Linked DNA regions of Homo sapiens: region 1 is linked to region 2. A link is a contact called in ENCODE Hi-C or POLR2A ChIA-PET data. All regions are on one chromosome and are shown on one strand. The core of a region is the stretch at or near the end of the contact, and the rest is flanking DNA. Distances in the headings are between cores, read along the strand shown. Region 1 overlaps ZSCAN25 (zinc finger and SCAN domain containing 25). Region 2 overlaps CYP3A7-CYP3A51P (CYP3A7-CYP3A51P readthrough).

Evidence for each region. A loop is a pair of places that touch in the nucleus more often than their neighbours do. ChIA-PET counts read pairs that join two places held with the same protein, here RNA polymerase II (POLR2A).
Region 1: a loop to region 2 is called in a map of HepG2, with 4 times the contacts of the local background. The contact joins two enhancer-like sites. A Hi-C loop is called at or near these places in 1 of 168 maps with a recorded cell type or tissue (HepG2). POLR2A ChIA-PET finds 5 or more read pairs at or near these places in 6 of 52 experiments (CD4-positive, alpha-beta T cell, CD8-positive, alpha-beta T cell, HepG2 and 3 more).

The regions. Positions count from the first base shown.
Region 1 is chr7:99,627,691-99,633,606 of GRCh38, forward strand. ZSCAN25 (zinc finger and SCAN domain containing 25) reads left to right here. Exons shown (of 8, transcript NM_145115.3): 8 at 1,501-4,718. The coding sequence ends at 2,330. Among named protein-coding and RNA genes, the nearest start is that of ZSCAN25, 14 kb to the left of the region's middle. RefSeq lists an enhancer at 2,147-2,793. Within about 2 kb of position 4,141, at least 4 of the 41 ENCODE cell types and tissues checked have a DNase peak (open chromatin) inside an H3K27ac peak, as active enhancers do.
Region 2 is chr7:99,690,622-99,697,277 of GRCh38, forward strand. CYP3A7-CYP3A51P (CYP3A7-CYP3A51P readthrough) reads right to left here. Exons shown (of 15, transcript NM_001256497.3): 14 at 5,125-5,225. It also overlaps a transcript of ZSCAN25 not described here and the pseudogene CYP3A51P. Among named protein-coding and RNA genes, the nearest start is that of CYP3A5, 14 kb to the left of the region's middle. Within about 2 kb of position 2,915, at least 5 of the 41 ENCODE cell types and tissues checked have a DNase peak (open chromatin) inside an H3K27ac peak, as active enhancers do.

The sequences.
Region 1 (5,916 bases), core at 2,891-5,390, 62 kb before region 2:
TATACGTATATCTCGTATATGCTGTATACGTATATCTCGTATATGCTGTATACGTATATCGTATATGCTGTATACGTATATCTCGTATATGCTGTATATGTATATTGTATATACTGTATACATGTATATGCTGTATATGTATATACTGTATATGTATAGTATATATATGCAGGGTATAGTGATGGAGGAGATGTAAAAGGGGCTTCTAGGGACTGGTTATGTTCTGTTTGTTGAACTGAATGCTGTTTACGTGGTTGGGTTCGTTAAGAAAATTCTTTGCATAGTGTGTGGTGACGCACACCTGTAATCCCAGCACTCAGTGAGGCAGAGGCAGGAGGGTCACTTGAGCCCAGGAATTCGAGACCAGCCTGGGCAACATAGTGAGGCCCCCATCTCCACAAAAAGGAAAAAAAGGGTAACGTGACATTTTTTAGCCAGCGCTGGATCCAAAAAAATAAAAATAAAATCTTTGCGTGTACAAAACATAAATGGCTTGTACACTTTTATTTTCATGAAAAGTTTACAAAACAAAATCCAAGCTGATAAGTATGTATTTCATATTTTATCAAACCAGGAGGCATATACTGTCAGGTTTTTTTTGTCTTCTAGTCATCTTGCCTAAAAGGACTCTTCCGCTTTAAGCACCACTTATTTCTCCTTTTCTTTTTTTCTCTTTGCCTCTTTGTTCCCCAATACCTTTTCTTTTCTTTTTTTCTCCTCCCCTTTCTGTTACTCTTCCATAAACACCTGTTCCGTTAATTTAGAGAGAATATAAGAAGGATCAGAGTGAGGATGAAGGAAGGGTGAAGCTGAGCATTTCAGCAGCGTCATGGTCTCAGTCCTGATAAATATGCTACCTAGGGGCGTTCTCCTGCAGGAGCCTCAGTGAAGCCTGCTTCATTCATTCAGCCAGCAGTTAGCAAGCATCTTCCCTGAGTCAGTCCCCTGCCAGGCTCCTAGGAGACCCAGATGAATGAACCTGGTTAGGCAGAGGGAGCATGTGGGCAGGACAGGGGACTGAGCAGGCACCTGGAAGGTCTGGAGAGCTGTGTGCTGCCCTGTGCTACAGCAGGTGTAGAATCGTTTGGGGAAGGCGCAGGACATCTGGATGAATGGAAACAGCATTTCCAACAAAGTCACATGTAAATAGGTACAGAATAATAAAGTGCTAGTTAGGTGCACAGTGCTGAAGAGGCCCAGAGTAAGAGAATAATCGTGGTGAGTGTCTTAGAGGAAATTATTGAGCTACATTTTGTAAGAAGTAAAGGTCTAGATTAGCAGCAAGATAAGTGGGCGGGCACTGGAATTTGGCAGACTATTCTGTAAAAAGACATGGAGGTGGAAATAAGGAAAAAGAAGTAAGGAAAGCCTGAGTTGAGGTTGTTGGTCAAAGGAAAAAAGAGAAGGAACCATGAATGGGACCCCTGTGAAGCAGAGTTCTAACATGTAAATGTCCTGCGGCTACCACAGAATCAATCTTTATCTCCTCCTGTCCTGTAGGCGGTGGGAGCAAGGAAAAGGAGGCAAAACCCCCACAGGAAGACCTGAAAGGGGCGCTGGTGGCACTGACATCAGAGAGGTTTGGGGAAGCCTCTCTCCAGGGCCCTGGGCTCGGAAGGGTCTGTGAGCAGGAGCCTGGTGGCCCTGCAGGCAGTGCGCCTGGGCTTCCTCCTCCCCAGCACGGTGCCATCCCCCTGCCTGACGAAGTCAAAACCCACAGCTCCTTCTGGAAGCCTTTCCAGTGCCCTGAGTGTGGGAAAGGATTCAGTCGGAGCTCCAATCTCGTCAGGCACCAGCGAACCCACGAAGAGAAGTCTTATGGCTGTGTGGAGTGTGGGAAGGGCTTTACCCTGAGAGAATACCTGATGAAGCACCAGAGAACCCACCTGGGAAAGAGGCCCTACGTGTGCAGCGAGTGCTGGAAAACCTTCAGCCAGAGACACCACCTGGAGGTGCACCAGCGCAGCCACACTGGGGAGAAGCCCTACAAGTGCGGGGACTGCTGGAAGAGCTTCAGCCGCAGGCAGCACCTGCAGGTGCACCGGAGGACGCACACCGGGGAGAAGCCCTACACCTGCGAGTGTGGCAAGAGCTTCAGCAGGAATGCCAATCTGGCGGTGCACCGGCGTGCCCACACTGGCGAGAAGCCATATGGGTGCCAGGTGTGCGGGAAGCGGTTCAGCAAAGGGGAGCGGCTGGTCCGACACCAGAGAATCCATACAGGGGAGAAGCCCTACCACTGTCCTGCCTGCGGGCGAAGCTTCAACCAGAGGTCCATCCTCAACCGGCACCAGAAGACCCAGCACCGCCAGGAGCCGCTGGTGCAGTGAGCATAGCAGGTGGCAGGCAGCACCATCATTCATCTTTCTCACTGCAGGGCCTTGCGGGGTGCAAGGTGATGGCTGCAGGAAAGCACTGGTCCCATCGCCTTCCCACCCATTCGCCAACGCGGGAAAGGCAAGGCCTGGCTTACTTAGAGCTTCCAGAGAGCATAGCTGCTTCCATCTCTTACCCAAGTGGTGCTAAACAATTTTTCTTCCAATGTTTGAGGGAAGCAGTCTCCTGCGGTTCAGTTCAGGCTGAGATTTTCTCCTTCAGTGGACTGTCTGTGTCCCCCTGCCGAACAAAGCTGGGAGTAAAGGCAAAACCTTGACACGTGTTGGTAGCTGGGACCTCATCTTCCTGAGGGCTCTGTCTTGCCTGCAGGGTCATAGCTCAGACTCTTCCCCCACCCCCTCTCTTTTCCATTGAACAAACATTTATTGAACATCCTCTGAGCACCTGGCCGTGGGAATGCCGTGGTGAATGAGAGACTAGACGTGATGCCTCTGGGGGTTGTGCGTTGGGGATGCATGCGACAGCCCATGACCCGAGGCATTCTCAGGGTATCTGTGCTGTGTGCCCGTGAGAACATCTTCCCATGACCACTCCTGCCCTCCTGCCCCGTGCTGGATCTTCCCTCCCCAGCTGGGATCTGCTCCCAGGCAACTGTGTGAATTTTACATTATTTGGAGCCTCATCTGTGTCAGGCTATAACATTCTATCCTCATCTGTAAAACTTCCCCGTCCATTATTCCTTGCACTATAACAACTGTCAACACACCAACTATTAGGAAGTTAGTATTTTGCTATTGATCACTGAATAAACATCAGAGTATTTTAAAAAACAGTTCTCTAGAAAGAACTGTTATAATTAAAATGAGTCTGAAAGATGAACTCTAGTATTAATGCCCTATATTTGATGGCACTTTATAGTTCATAAAATTAATTTCACCCCATTCTCATTGGACCCATTTCCCAAGTATTTATTGAGGCCCTGTAACAAACATGTCAGGAACTCTTCTGGGTGCTTGAGACACATCCATGAATAAAATAGGGGGAGAAGCTGTTGACCTCGTAGAGCTTATGTCTCGTGGATGTACCTGATCTTCAGAACCCGTGGATATTCCTGCAAATCCTCTGGGCCTGTATTCATTGCTTTGTCAGCATCTTGCCCTGAAATGCATTTGTCACCTACCTCTTGTTACTAAATGGTCTCTGCCCTCCAGACCCTTGTCATCCAAGGCACTAGGGGTCCTGGACACCCACTGGGGATGATGAGCTGGTAGCGACCTGTTTTGCATGAGTGCCAAGTCAGGAAAAATAAAGATATTTGTAGGCATTAAAAAAAAATACATTTCTTTAAAAATGAGAAGATGCAATATTTGTAAACTGTTGAAGCTTCCTTATTGTGCCATCACTTAAGGGTTTCATTTCTGTTTAAAGTTCTGGAAGCTGCATAACTAGCGTGGACTGACTGCTGTGTCATTGTGCTGTGCCTTTGAACCCTGGCTGAGTGAGTGAGTTTGTCCTTTGTTGATAGTGTCCTATAATTGCAAAATGTGGTTTGTCTTCTGATGCCTCTTAATACCAGATTCTTTTACTGAGATTTTTTTTTTTCATTTTCCATTGTAAATAAGGTAAATGGTAATGACTAACACAAAGCTGTATTACTCAGCCCACTTTGAAACGTGGTTTTATCACCTGTTCTTGTTAGGCAGCATGGTGTCTAATTTTGGCTTAGCAAATGACGCTCCTTGGTCTTCCTGGCTCATTAGCTGTGCCCACGAGGCTGCACTGACTGGGTCGTAAATGTATCTGAGATGTCCACACGGGGCTGCTGCTGCTCCTCTGTAATACTGAGGTCCACATGCAAAATCAGCTTTTTTTCCCCCGTAATTATCAGAGCAGCTAGGCAGGGCTGACAGCCAGGCAGACTCAGTGGGAGGCTTCTGGCCTGAGTGTGGCCTTCCCCAGAGGGTGGTTTTCCAAAGGCAGGTGGGGACTGGGGAGGCCTCGGGGGGCTGCTTGTCATTACCTGAATCACAGATGCTCTTTTGTCATACACAGCCAGCATTCCTCTGGGTTTCAGCAAGTTGGCATATCTTAAGCTTCAGAAGGAGCTGGGCCTTGCTGACTTTCCTATCTGGCCTCTTCCCTATCTCCTGTGGGGCCAAGAGCTTAGGACAGTGTCTCAGAAAAGCCTCTAAGTAGGGGGTTTTTCCCATGGGATTGTGGTAGTCTGATTTTTCATATCTATTCAAATGTTAAGAAATATTTTGTTTTCTGTATTTTTCTATTCTTTAGAAATTTTTTTATAATAGATAATTTCAAACCTATATAAATAAATCCTTATGTATTTATCATTTGACTTTATTATAAACTCATAATCAATCTTGTTTCATCTCTGTCCACTCCTTCCTCCCCGTCTTCCTCCCCCACTGAAGTTTCGAAGTGTATCCCAAGTGTTGTTTATAACCATTTCAGTGTGTACCTGTAAAAGGTAAGGGCGGCTGGGTGTGGTGGCTTACACCTGTGATCCCACCACTTTGGGAGGCCAAGGTGGGATTGCTTGAGAGGAGTTCGAGACCAGCCTGAGCAACATAGTGAGACCTCATCTACAAACAAATATTAACTGGGCATGGGTGGTGCATGCCTGTGGTCCCAGCTATTCAGGAGGCTGAGGCTGGGCATCACTTGACCCCAAGAGGTTGAGGTTGCAGTGAGCCCTGATTGTGCCATTGCACTCCAGCCTGGGAGACAGAGCAAGACCCTGTCTCAAAACAAAACAGTTCCTTAATGTCAAAATATCCAGTGAATTTTAAGAACCCACCTAATTTTTCAATATAATATAATTTGTTGCTTTGTCTCTTAAGGCTTATAATCTGTAGTACTTATCCTTTTCTTCTTGAGATTTATTCATTTTAAAAAACTCGATCATTTATCCTGGAGAGTTTTTTACATTCTGCATTTTCTGTTGTTTTTTTTTTTTTTGAGCTGGAGTCTCGCTCTGTTGCCCAGGCTGGAGTGCAGTGGCACAGTCTCAGCTCACCGCAACCTCCCTGTCCCGGGTTCAAGCGATTCTCCTGCCTCAGCCTCCCAAGTAGCTGGGATTACAGGCATGTGCCACCATGCCCAGCTAATCATTCTGCATTTTCTGTTTGCATACCCATGGCGTGATTTAACATATTTCCCTGCCTTCTGTATTATCTAAAAATGTAGAAGTGTTTAGTGGTGTAATCAGATTCATATTTCACATTTTGGCAAGAACACATTATAGATTGTGACATGCCCTGTTTCTCTTCATATGATTTTAGAAGCCTAGATCTGCTTCTTTCGTTAGTTCTGTAAATGCTTCATCATTTAGTAGTTGGAATATTGTAAGAAATTTCCCTTCATTAACTTAGGTTACCCTTAGATATAGTTCATACAGGGAAGGCAAGAAAATGCTTGATCCTCCTCTTTATTTGCCTGTTTTCAGAATAATGAGCTAGTTACTTTTTGCTTCCTGTAAAGGCAGTCAAGTCTGTAGAAATCAATGCATTCATAGCTTTTTGCTTTTATTGGTTTTTTTGAGACAGAGTCTTGCTCTGTCAC
Region 2 (6,656 bases), core at 1,665-4,164:
AGTGGGTGAAGGATATGAACAGACACTTCTCAAAAGAAGACATTTATGCACCCAACAGACACATGAAAAAATGCTCATCATCACTGGCCATCAGAGAAATGCAAATCAAAACCACAATGAGATACCATCTCACACCAGTTAGAATGGTGATCATTAAAAAGTCAGAAAACAACAGGTGCTGGAGAGGATGTGGAGAAATAGGAACACTTTTACACTGTTGGTGTGACTGTAAACTAGTTCAACCATTGTGGAAGTCAGTGTGGCGATTCCTCAGGGATCTAGAACTAGGAATACCATTTGACCCAGCCATCACATTACTGGGTATATACCCAAAGGATTATAAATCATGCTGCTATAAAGACACATGCACACTTATGTTTATTGTGGCACTATTCACAATAGCAAAGACTTGGAACCAACCCAAATGTCCAACAACGATAGACTGGATTAAGAAAATGTGGCACATATACACCATGGAATACTATGCAGCCATAAAAAATGAAGAGTTCATGTCCTTTGTAGGGACATGGATGAAGGTGGAAACCATCATTCTCAGCAAACTATCGCAAGGACAAAAAACCAAACACCGCATGTACTCACTCAAAGGTTGGAATTGAACAATGAGAACACATGGACACAGGAAGGGGAACATCACACTCCGGGGACTGTTGTGGGGTAGGGGGAGGGGGTAGGGATAGCATTAGGAGATATACCTAATGCTAAATGACGAGTTAATGGGTGTGGCACACCAACATGGCACATGTATACATATGTAACAAACCTGCACATTGTGCACATGTACCCTAAAACTTAAATAATAATAAAATAAAATAAACCTTCTGTCTCATTGATCTGTCTAATATTGACAATGGGGTGTTAAAGCCTCTCATTATTATTGTGTGGAGTCTAAGTCTCTTTATAGGTCTCTAAGGACTGCTTTATGAATCTGGGTGCTCCTGTATTGGGTGCATATATATTTAGGATAGTTAGCTCTTCTTGTTGAATTGATCCCTTTATCATTATGTAGTGGCCTTCTTTGTCTTTTTTGATCTTTGTTGGTTTAAAGTCTATTTTATCAGAGAATAGGATTGCAACCCCTGCTTTTTTTTGCTTTCTGTTTGCTTAGTAGATCTTCCTCCATCCTCTTATTTTGAGCCTATGTGTGTCTTTGCATGTGAGGTGGGTCTCCTGAACACAGCACACCAATGGGTCTTCACTCTTTATCCAGTTCATCAGTCTGTGTCTTTTAATTGGGGCATTTAGCCCATTTACATTTAAGGTTAATATTGATATGTGTGAATTTGATCCTGCAATTATGATGTTAGCTGGTTATTTTGCCCATTAATTGATGCAGTTTCTTCATAGCATCGATGGTCTTTACCATTTGGCATGTTTTTGCAGTGTCTGGTAGCAGTTCTTTCTTTCCATGTTTAGTGCTTCCTTCAGGAGCTCTTGTAAGGCAGGCCTGGTGGTGACAAAATCTCTCAGCATTTGCTTGTCTGTAAAGTATTTTATTTCTCCTTCACTTATGAAGCTTAGTTTGGCTGGATAAGAAATTTTGGGTTGAAAATTCTTTTCCCTAAGTATGTTGAATATTGACCCCCAATCTCTTCTGTTTTGTAGGGTTTCTGCTGAGAGATCTGCTGTTAGTCTGGTGGACTTCCCTTTGTGGGGAAGCCGACCTTTCTCTCTGGCTGCCCTTAACATTTTTTCCTTCATTTCAACCTTGGTGAATCTGATAATTATGTGTCTTGGGGTTGCTCTTTTTGAGGAGTATCTTTGTGGTGTTCTCTGTATTTCCTGAATTTGAATGTTGGCCTGCTTTGCTAGTTTGGGGAAGTTCTCTTGGATAATATCCTGAAGAGTGTTTTCTGACTTGGTTCCATTCTCCCTGTCCCTTTCTGATACACCTGTCAAATGTAGATTTGGTCTTTTCACATAGTCCCATATTTCTTGGAGGCTTTGTTCATTTCTTTTCACTTTTTTTTCTCTAATCTTGTCTTCTTGCTTTATTTCATTAGTTTGATCTTTGATCACTGATATCCTTTCTTACAGTTGATCGAATCGGCTATTGAAGCTTGTGCATGCATCACGAAGTTCTTGTACCATGGTTTTGAGCTGTCAGGTCATTTAAGGTCTTCTTGACACTGTTTATTTTAGTTAGCCATTCATGTAACCTTTTTCCAAGGTTGTTAGCTATCTTGTGATGGGTTAGAACATGCTCCTTTAGCTCGGATAAGTTTGCTAATACCGACCTTCTGAAGACTACTTCTGTCAACTCATCAAACTCATTCTCTGTCCAGTTTTGTTCCCTTGCTGGTGAGGAGCTGTGATCTTTCGGAGGAGAAGAGATGCTCTGTTTTTTGGAATTTTCAGCTGTTTTGCTCTGGTTTCTTCCCATCTTTATGGTTTTATCTATCTTTGGTCTCTGATGTTGGTGACCTACAAATGGGGTTTTGGTGTGGATGTCCTTTTTGTTGATGTTGATGCTATTTCTGTCTGTTAGTTTTTCTTCTAACAGTCAGACTCCTCAGCTGCAGGTCTTTTGGAGTTTGCTGGAGGTCCTCTTCAGACCCTGTTTGCCTGGGTATTACCTGCAGAGGCTGCAGAACAGCAAATATTTCTGCCTCATCCTTCCTCTGGAAGCTTCATCCCAGAGGGGCACCCGCATGTTTGAAGTGTCTGTCGGCCTCTACTGGAAAGTGGTTCCCAGTCAGGCTACAGGGGGGTCAGGAACACATTTGAGGAGGCAGTCTATCCGTTCTCAGAGCTCGAATACCGTGCTGAGAGAACCACTGCTCTCTTCAGAGCTGTCAGACAGGGACGTTTAAGTCTGCAGAGGCTGTCTGTCTCCTGTGTTTTGTTCTACTCTGCCCTGCCCCCAGAAGTGGAATCTACAGAGGCAGTAGGCCTTGCTGAGCTGCGGTGGGCTCCACCCACTTCGTGCTTCCAGGCCTCTTTGTTTACACAGTAAGCTACTCAAGCCTCAGCAATGGCTGATACCCCTCCTCTATCAAGCTGCAGCATATCAGGTGGATCTCAGACTGCTGCACTAGCAGTGAGCAAGTCTCCGTGGGTGTGGCACCTGCCGATCGAGGCACGGGAGGGTATCTCCTGGTCTGCCTGTTGCTAAGACTCAGTTGGAAATGCAGAAGTCACCTATCTTCTGCCTCAATCTTGCTGGGAGCTGCAGACTAGAGCTGTTCCTATTCGGCCATCTTGGAAATGCTTCCCTTGATTAATATTTCAAATATACTTAACCCTGCGTCTAATTGGGGCTGAAAACAGTTGAATCCAATGAAATCAGACTTGCTGGCAGTTAGAGGAATCTTATTTGGAGACATCATAAGGGAAAGGAGAGAAAACAGAGGAGGTATTTGAAATGGGAAATTTAAAATCACTCTTGAATTTTCTCAAAGTGCTGTAGATACTGAATGACTTATCATTGTGTGTAAACTAGGTAACTCCTTGTCTTTCTGATGCCTTTTTGCTTTTTCATGTATTGTCTCTAAAATCTCATAAATCCTTGAATGATCACCTCCAGGGGCACATGGGGAAACTGAGGCTGAGGGAAAGAGAGTGAGTGTCAGAAGGGAATGCACAGTCTTTTATCTCTGTTCATCATCCTTTTCATTTATTTCATCAGCTCGCTCTAGAATTCTAGCAGAATTAGGAAGTTACAGACATCAGGGACCTCTTTTAGTCTAGCAGATTTAGATAAGTCTGAGGCATGTTGTTGAGTGAGAAAAGGAGTGAGTGACAGAATGACAAAGTGGACTCACTTTCCAGTTTTCCAGCTTAACATGGAAGTTCTGAGAAAATGTCCCCTCTACACATTGGACACAGCAAATTACAACACTTGCTCAGCGTTTTCACTGAAACTGAAAAACAAACTTTCCTGTTTTCTACATTTCAGGGTTGATGTTTTACCTGTGCAAACAAAGATCCCAGGAATGTTTATCTTGGGGGGTACATCTACTAAAGAACTGACCTAGAAAAGGTGGCGGGGAAATTATTGCTTTTGCAAAGGGAAAAATATGAAATTCCTGGGCAGTAATTAGACAACAAAACCCTCACTTGGAAGAATTGGAATCAGGGAAACAAGCCTCAGGTATGCGGGAAAGATGATCTAAGCCACAGAGCTGACTACTGCTGCTGCTGGCCCTGTGGAGATAAGCTCATAATTTTCCATCCAGAGGCCAGGCCCTAGACAGAGCATCAGACCAGGTTAGGCACAAAGGCTCGACCAAAGTTCACAGTCCATGTGGCACATATGACATTTTATTCAGCAAAATTAAATATTTAATAATTTCATCAAATTATCACCTTTCTAGTGATTTTGCATATGATTCTGCCTTTGTTTAAAAAAAAAACCACAAATTCATTTTATGCTTAAATATCTGAGTTTGATAGATAACCACTATCTCATCTCAGTTATATCCACTCCCTGCTCAGACTCACCCATAAGGTGCAGCCTTTGAAATAAAAGAAGTAAAGCAGAACACCTTTGCTCTGACTCCCAAAGCTGCAAAAGATGTCATGGGGAGTAAGAGCTGGGGTAGAGCCATGGAAATACCTTCAGGGGATTTAGCATTTTTTGGAGAGGATTCAAGCAAGTGCGAATGACCCAATGGTAAATACTTGAGCTCCCTAATAAAGTGAGTTTCAAAGCTGTCCAGGAGGTAGGGGAAAAAGGCTACTCCTGAGCTCTTGCTATAGAGAGGAAAGTTTGACTCTCATGTACACAGATAGCAAGCCACAAATGGGGGCTCCTTTTCCTACTCTTAATACTAACTAAATATGACTGTACCTTCCTGGGAACCTACATGGGGCAAAAGAAAAATGTTCTTTATGGTGCTCACAAAGTCTGCACATCAAGTTCTGAACATCAGGTTGCCGATATACCTGAGATTTGGACTGTTCAACTGAGGCAAACCTGAGGTTCCTGAGAGTTAGCAAGAGAGTCCCGGGGTAAACCTTGCCATGCTCTGGATGATGCCTATACACTGTTTCTGAAAGTGTAAAACCTCAGACCTTCCTCCTGAGGAGAAGCAGTTTTACTGATGGAACTAAGCTGCTCTCTCCAATCATAAGAAGCCAAAGAGTGAGCTCAAAAACACTCACCTGATGGTAGGACAAAGTAGTTCCCAAAAAAAGCAGAGGTGTGGGCCCTGGAATGCCAAGCTTCTTAAAAAGTCCATGTGAATGGGCTCCATATCTACAAACTGAATCAGAAATCAGGTCTCAGGGATTGTGACTTTATAGATATGGGGGCTGGTAAGTCACTGACTGAGGAACTGGAATGCTCAAGAGAAGGAGGTAACATTAAGGCAATAAATGATAACAGTAACTCTGACAGCAATGATTATATTTGTACATCAAGTCCTTTCCCGTCTCCACCATGAGACACCAAAAAGTCACAATGATTAGTCGAAAGCAGCAGAAGTCTTTATGGTCCCAATCCTGGAATGAATACTTGATAAATGTCCTCAAACGTGAGTGCTCCTCAGAGGTTCAGGAAGGAATTCTTCCAGGGCACTTCATTTCCTTATGTCTATTTAGTAAGTGGACTCTTCCCTGATTTGGGGATTCTCATCCTAGGCAGAAAGGGTGACTTTTTTTTTTTTTCTCTTCTGCAGTGATGATGAGATTTTGCATCACTGCATCCACTCAGTCACAGAGGGTCACTGAGAGCCTATGGTGACCATGTCTTTAGAATTTGTGAAGAGTCTTTTATACTTTCCTTTCCCTCTAAGCTCTGACCCTATTTTAGGATCTGGCCCTTCTTAAACTGTCATTCATAGAGGGGTGTCAGAGGAGTCACAGAGTCCTTATTTCTACAGATTGACAACTGTGCTGAAGGCTTCCATTGGCCTCGTAGAAATGCAAGCACCTTTCAGCTACACCTCAGTCTCTGTGGCCAGATGATCTGGTTGATTTGCGCTATTGGGGAGGATGATTAACTCATATTTCCCTGAATGACAGTGTGCAGAAGATCCACAACTTAAAAAACCAATTTCCAGGACATTCCTCCTCTTGTGGAATCTAGCCTTCCAACTGGTGGTATTCACCTGATAATAAGCACACTGCCAGTGATATGGTCTGAATCTGCCCCTACGCAAATCTCATGTGGAAATGTAATCCCCAATGCTGGTGGTGGGGCCTGATGGAAGGCGATTGTATCTTAGGGGCAGTTTCTCCTGGTTTCACACCAACCCCCTTTGGGTGTTTCCTCGTGACAATGAGTTTTTATGAGATGTGGTGGCTTATAAGTGTGTGGCACCTCCTCCCCACCCTCTCTTGCTTCTGCTCCAGCCATGTAATATCTGCCTACTTCTCCTTCACCCTCTGCCATGATTGAACATTTCCTGAGGGCTCCCTAGAGGCAGAAGTCGCTATGCTTCCTGTAGGGCCTGTAGAACCATGAGCCAATTAAATCTCTTTTATTTATAAATTACCCAGCCTCAGGTATTTCTTTACAGCGATGTAGGAAAGGACTAATACACCCAGATATGCTCACTTTTTTCAAGGTGATCAATCACAAAGCAGTCAGTTTATTGCCTCTGCACATCAAGTATCTCTGTAGGAAAACCCATTAAGGCTGCTGCTCCCTATGGCAGGCCTGCTTGCAACTCATCTTTGATGGGTCATGTATG